Regions from separate parts of the Homo sapiens genome. Here region 2 is linked to region 1. The links are chromatin loops, found by intact Hi-C in ENCODE. Cell type or tissue: gastrocnemius medialis. All regions are shown on one strand. Links, peaks and the distances in the headings refer to the core of each region. The heading gives the core; the rest is flanking DNA. Region 1 overlaps ZYG11A (zyg-11 family member A, cell cycle regulator). Region 2 holds the start of SCP2 (sterol carrier protein 2).

Evidence for each region. A loop is a pair of places that touch in the nucleus more often than their neighbours do. Peaks named below come from ENCODE experiments on the same cell type or tissue, not always from the same donor. Only the 100,000 strongest peaks of a DNase experiment are listed, where the experiment ranks them.
Region 2: it touches region 1 in a loop (6-fold over the local background); 8 of 110 quality-filtered maps call a loop at or near these places.

The regions. Positions count from the first base shown.
Region 1 is chr1:52,855,791-52,858,705 of GRCh38, reverse strand. ZYG11A (zyg-11 family member A, cell cycle regulator) reads right to left here. Exons shown (of 14, transcript NM_001004339.3): 3 at 957-1,708. Among named protein-coding and RNA genes, the nearest start is that of ZYG11A, 14 kb to the right of the region's middle. In gastrocnemius medialis, for the core only: no CTCF peak of the experiment used is centred there; no DNase peak of the experiment used is centred there.
Region 2 is chr1:52,925,879-52,928,793 of GRCh38, reverse strand. SCP2 (sterol carrier protein 2) reads right to left here and starts at 1,518. Exons shown (of 16, transcript NM_002979.5): 1 at 1,329-1,518. The coding sequence starts at 1,397. RefSeq lists enhancers at 1,096-1,185, 1,196-1,255, 908-1,423 and a silencer at 1,476-1,755. In gastrocnemius medialis, for the core only: no CTCF peak of the experiment used is centred there; a DNase peak (open chromatin) is centred at 1,513; H3K4me3 peaks cover 2,236 bases; H3K27ac peaks cover 2,050 bases.

The sequences.
Region 1 (2,915 bases), core at 284-2,783:
GGGAGGCGAAGGTTGCAGTGAGCCGAGATTGCGCCATTGCACTCCACCCTGGGCAACAAGAGCACAACTCAGTCTCCAAAAAAAAATAATAATAATAATCGGGCCGGGCGCAGTGGTTCATGCCTATAATCCCAGCACTTTGGGAGGCCGAGGCAGGCGGATCACCTGAGGTTAGGAGTTCGAGACCAGCCCGGCCAACATGGTGAAACCCCGTCTCTACTAAAAATAAAAAACTAGCTGGGCATGGTGGCACGTGCCTGTAGTCCCAGCTACTCGGGAAGCCGAGGCAGGAGAATCACTTGAACCCACTATATCTTCTTTTTTTTTTGAGACTGCGTTTCGCTTTTGGCCAGGCTGGAGTGCAGTGGTGCAACCTCCACCTCCCAGGTTCAAGTGATTCTCCTGCCTCAGCCTCCCAAGTAGCTGGGACTACAGGCGCCCGCCAACACACCGGCTAATTTTTGTATTTTTAGTAGAGACCAGGTTTCACCATGTTGGCCAGGCTGGTCTCGGACTCCTGACCTCAAGTGATCTGCCCGCCTTGGCCTCCCAAAGTGCTGGGATTACAGGTGTGAGCCACCATGCCCAGCCTGTATCTTAATATTATATTCTCACGTGTGGCCAGGCACAGTGGCTCATGCCTATGATCCCAGCACTTTGGGAAGCCGAGGCAAGCAGATCACCTGAGGTCAGGCGTTCGAGACCAGCCTGACCAACATGAAGAAACCCAATCTCTATTAAAAATACAAAACTACTCCATCTCAAAAAATAATAATAATATTCTCACAACCTTCCACATAGTAGGTACATAATAATCATTAATTATTAAAAAAGCTCTTTAAGGATTTTTTTATCTGTCTCTGTAACCCTAATACCTAGTAAAAAGTCTGGTCTATAGCACGAGTTTAATAATGTTCTAAACAAATGAAACAAAACTTATTCAGATAAGAACAAACCCTCAAGCCTTGCTTTGTAGTAAAGAAGTCAGAAGAGCCAGCATCCGTGGCCAATAGTCCCACAAATTGCATGGCAGGCCGCAGTCGTATAAACAGTTCTACAGCTTCATCAGTGATGCAATTGCCCCCAGAAATATCCAATGACACAACATTGGGCAGGATATCCTTCTGCTGTAGCAAATGAAAAGCTAGGTCTGATTTGAGTTGCCTGTGATCAGAAATATCAAGGTGAAGCAGACATTTAAGTTCTCTAATGACTGCAAGAATTTGTGATTTGGTCATGGCCAGGCATTTCAGATAGTGCATTGTGAGAGACTTCAATCGATCCTTACAGGTAAGCAGTGCAGAAATATCAGTGACTAGAGTATTAGAGATATCTAAGCTTTCCAGTCTTGGTAACTGAGAAACATTAGCCAGGTCTTCAGTATGAAAACAAACATTAAAAACACTTAAAATGCGAAGACCAGTGAGCTGACTAAAGAACAGTAATCTTGAATTTTGAGGGATGCTTGTCGAGTCTAACAGGAGACACTGGAGGTTTTGCTGGATCCACCTATTGCTGCAGAGTCCACTTATGATGTCTGGAACTGGGAGGTCAGCGTGCACTGCAGTAGCATTCAGTTCAATGAGCTTATGACGGCAGAAGGCTTTTATGAATGCAGCTGTAGAGATTTTAGCTTTTTGGATATTGACCAGCTTCAGTTTCATTTGGTTGCCTCGGAAAATGCTGGCTGTTCTGTCAGTCAGCTTGCCTATGAAAGAACCAGAACCAACTTGTAATGACAACTAGATCTCATGTCTTTCCAGGATAAAATGTGGCAAAGAATTAAGACAGATGTTAATAATAACAATAATGACAACATTTACTGCTCTGTGCTAGCATTGTTCTAAACTCCTTTAATAAGATTATTATCTCATGTATTCTTTGCATTAATACTATAAAGGAATTATTGTTACTACTACTATGTAGCTGAGGAAACTGAAACTTGAATAGGTTAAGTAATTTATCCAAGGTCACCATCAGAATCAGGAGTCAACCCCAGTTTGGCTGTAGAGCCCAAAATTTTATCTACAGTAACCTTGCTCACAGAAAGGAAGAACAAAATAAAATAGGTAGATAAGTACAGGATATACAATATACAAGTAGCACTACTAATATTATTTTTAACCAAATTAGTAGATAATATTTGACAAGTCACTTACCTCTCTGGGCCTCATTTTCCTCATCTGTAAAACGAATGGGTTGTCCTATTTTTCATTTACTACACATATTTTTTTTTTTTTTTTTTTTTTTGAGATGGAGTCTTGCTCTGTCACCCAGGCTGGAGTGCAGTGGGGGCTCACTGCAACCTCCGCTTCCCAAGTTCAAGCGATTCCCTTGCCTCAGCCTCCCAAGTAGCTGGGACTACAGGCACTGCACCTGGCCTACTACACATCTTCTATGGTGAGATTCCATGTTATGTAACAGGCACGTAAGGTAATCAGACACCTGTGACCACAAGGAATTCAGTATAGGGAGGCATACCAGGTAAATACCAACACCATAAGTCATTAAAGAAATGCAAATTAAAAGCACAACAGATACTATTTCACATCCACTAGGATGGCTATAATCAAAATGTCAGATGAGTCTTGGTGAGAACGTGGAGAAATTAGAACCCTTGGACACTGCTGATGGGAATGTAAAATAGTACAGCCACAAACAATAGTCTGGCAGTTCCTCAAAAAGATAATGAGTTACCATTTGATCCAGCAATTTCACTCAGAGAAATGAAAACTTATGTCCACATAGAAACTCTTACACATTCCTGCAGATTCATATGGAGCAGAGAAAGTTTAGAATAAATTTTTTAAGTTTAAAAATAAAATTTGTACACATATCTTTATGGTAGCATATTATTCATAATAGCCCAAAAGTGAGAACACCACAAATGTCCATCAACCGAAAAACAGATAAAT
Region 2 (2,915 bases), core at 1-2,500, 70 kb before region 1:
TGGATATTTTTTGTTTTTGTTGAGACAAGGACTGACTCTATGGCCCAGGCTGGGGGTGCAGTTGCGTGATCTCAGCTCACTGCAACCTCCATCTCCCAGGCTCAAGCAATCCTCCCACCTCAGCCTCCCGAGTAGCTGGCGTGTGCTACCATGCCCGACTAATTTTCGTATTTTTAGTAGAGACGGGGTTTCACCATGTTGGCCAGGCTGGTCTCGAACTCTTGACCTCAGGTGATCCACCCGCCTTGGCCTCCCAAAGTGCTGGGATTACAGGCGTGAGCCACCGGCCCCGGCCTATTTACATGTTGGACTGAATTAGGTACGCTCAGCCCACTGGTAAAATAATAAACATTTTAGGGCTGTTTTCTCAGAAATAGAACTCTCCCTAGGAACTCTTTCACAAAGCATATCCATTTAGTATTGTTCAACTAACATTCACTGAGGGTCTTCAAGCATCAGGAACGTTCAGGGCGAGGGGCACAGCAGTGAATAAGCCAGGTACCCAGTCTAGAGGAGCTGCCATGCTAAGAGGGCGCGCAGACGCCTATGAGCTTTAGTACTGCCCGGTACTGCCGAGCACAGTAAGTGCAGGACAGAGGTAAGCACAGTGCAAGGCTCTAGGGGAAAGTCAGGAGGATCCGAGGCGTCCTGGAGAAGATCCGATCTGAACGGATCCTTTCAGGATGCACAAAAGTTAACAGGTGAAGATACACGGTACAAACAGAACAGAAGCAAAGCAACAGAGGCATCAGACAACTGCGTCCGGGGAGAAACGAAAGGCAGTTTGGCATTAAGGAGCATGCGGGCGATGAGGGGAAAACGGCCGTGGGAGCCTGCGGCGTCCGGGTCCCAAGCAGTCACTGGAGGGACAGAGGGAGGCCGGAATCTGCCACTCGGGCCGAGGCGCTGGGCATCAGGAGCGTTTCTCCTCGCCATCCACATCTGGAGCTGTCTCTGTGAGGGCTCCTGTGGGGGCTGTTCCTGGGAGGGCCGAGCAGGCGGCATTCGCGACCTGCCTCCCTCCGGGGCAAGCCAGCCCACACACCTCGGGACTCCGCTCAGAATCTAAAGAGGTGAGATCCTTGGATTATCTCGGGGCTGCTTCATGAACTCTGACCAGAAGAAAAGGGAAGGAGGAAGCAGAAGGCCGCAGGAACCAGCCCGAGACGCTATGACCCCAGAGATTCCGCAGAGTACAAGCCACCAAGTCGCCACGCCGATGACCCACGCGCGGAGCAGTCGAAGCTAGGAGACCGGAGGGACAGAGAAACCCAGGCACCGACCGCCCCCGAGCCTCAGAGGGCCAGCAGGGCCGCTGCTCGGTTTACCTTGGTCATGCCAACCCCCACCACGAACACCCGGCGCAGGGTCGCAGGCTCCCACGGGGAAGAGGACATGGCTGCACCAGTGCGGGACCGGGGCGGGCGCCGCGGACGACTGCCGGCACTGACAGGCGGAGACTGCACCAGAGCTCCCTGAAGCCCGAAGCCAGGGCCGCGGGCGGCAACACAGGCGCGTGAGAGTGCGCGTGCGTAGGGGCAGGAGGAGGGGGCGGGGTGGGGCGCGTCCTGTGGGGCGGGGAGCGTTCTCTAGCCCTTAGGCAGCCGAATCCCTAATTTGCGGACTTGGGCATGGGACTGAGTCAACCTGTCCCCATCTCTGATCCTGTGCTTAGGTTCTGTACGGTGAGCGGGAGTAGGCTTGCAGTGGGGCCTAAGACTGAGAGGAGGGGTTGGCCGGAAAGCGGACTCATGAAAGGTGACCCTGAGGAGAGCCGTTGGGGTTCGTGTTGGAATTGGCCTGTGTCCTGTTAGCGGTGGCAGTTGAGAGTGAATTCATGAATTTAAACTCACAGGACACCAAGAAAGCGGGGATGGGCAGGATCTCACACATGGATACAATGTCTAAATCAAAAAACCCAGGCTCCGTCACCAGCTGCGTGACCTTTTTAATCTTGTGAACAAAAGTTCTCCGAAAAGGAATTTGGAAGACAGAGACTTTATTCCAGCAAACCGGGGAGAAACAGCCTTCCATGTTTATTGGAGACCGGAGTCTCGCTCTGTCGCCCAGGCTGGAGTGCAATGCCGCGAACTCGGCTCACTGCAGCCTCCGCCTCCCAGGTTCAAGCAATCCTCCTGCCTCAGCCTCCCGAGTATCTGGGATTACAGGCGCGCGCCACCACGCCCCGCTAATTTTTGTATTTTTAGTAGAGATGGGGTTTCGCCATGTTGGCCAGGCTGGTCTGGAACTCCTGACCTTAGGTGATCTACCCACCTTGGCCTCCCAAAGTGCTGGGATTACAGGCGTGAGCCACCGCGCCCGGCTCCCCGGTTTATTTTATCTTATGTAAAAATGCAGATTCATTGAGCTAGATGAATGCATAAGTGACTATTTCTCTACCCCCCTCACATGTGAAGGTTGATCAAAGACTCAGAAGAATGCAACCGTTTGCCTCTTATCTACCCACATCTTTTTAAAATTTATTCATCTTTCCCCAATATCTGCCCCTTCCCCTATAAAAACTGAAGCCCTCAAAATCATCTTTGGAGAAAGGCACGGACCTGTCTCCAAAGATGATGCACGTCCTTAAACTTGGCAAAATTAACTTCTAAATTAATTGAGATCCGTTTCATATACTTTTCGGTTTGCAGTATCAGCATTTAGAAAGGCTCTCCTAGAAGATTCTAAGGATTGCTTCTTGGCCATTTGGCTAAGATCAAGTTTAGGAGATTCTAAGAAGCCCCCTCTGTGCTAAGTAAAGAACTACTGAGCTAGGACTAGACCAACTTAGTAAAATTGCTGCGCTCAGTGATGCACGCCTCCCATCTGCTCAGGAGGCTTCGGCAGAAAGATCACTTGAGCCTGGGAATTCAAGGCTACAAATGTGCTATGATTACACCTCTGAATAGCCACTG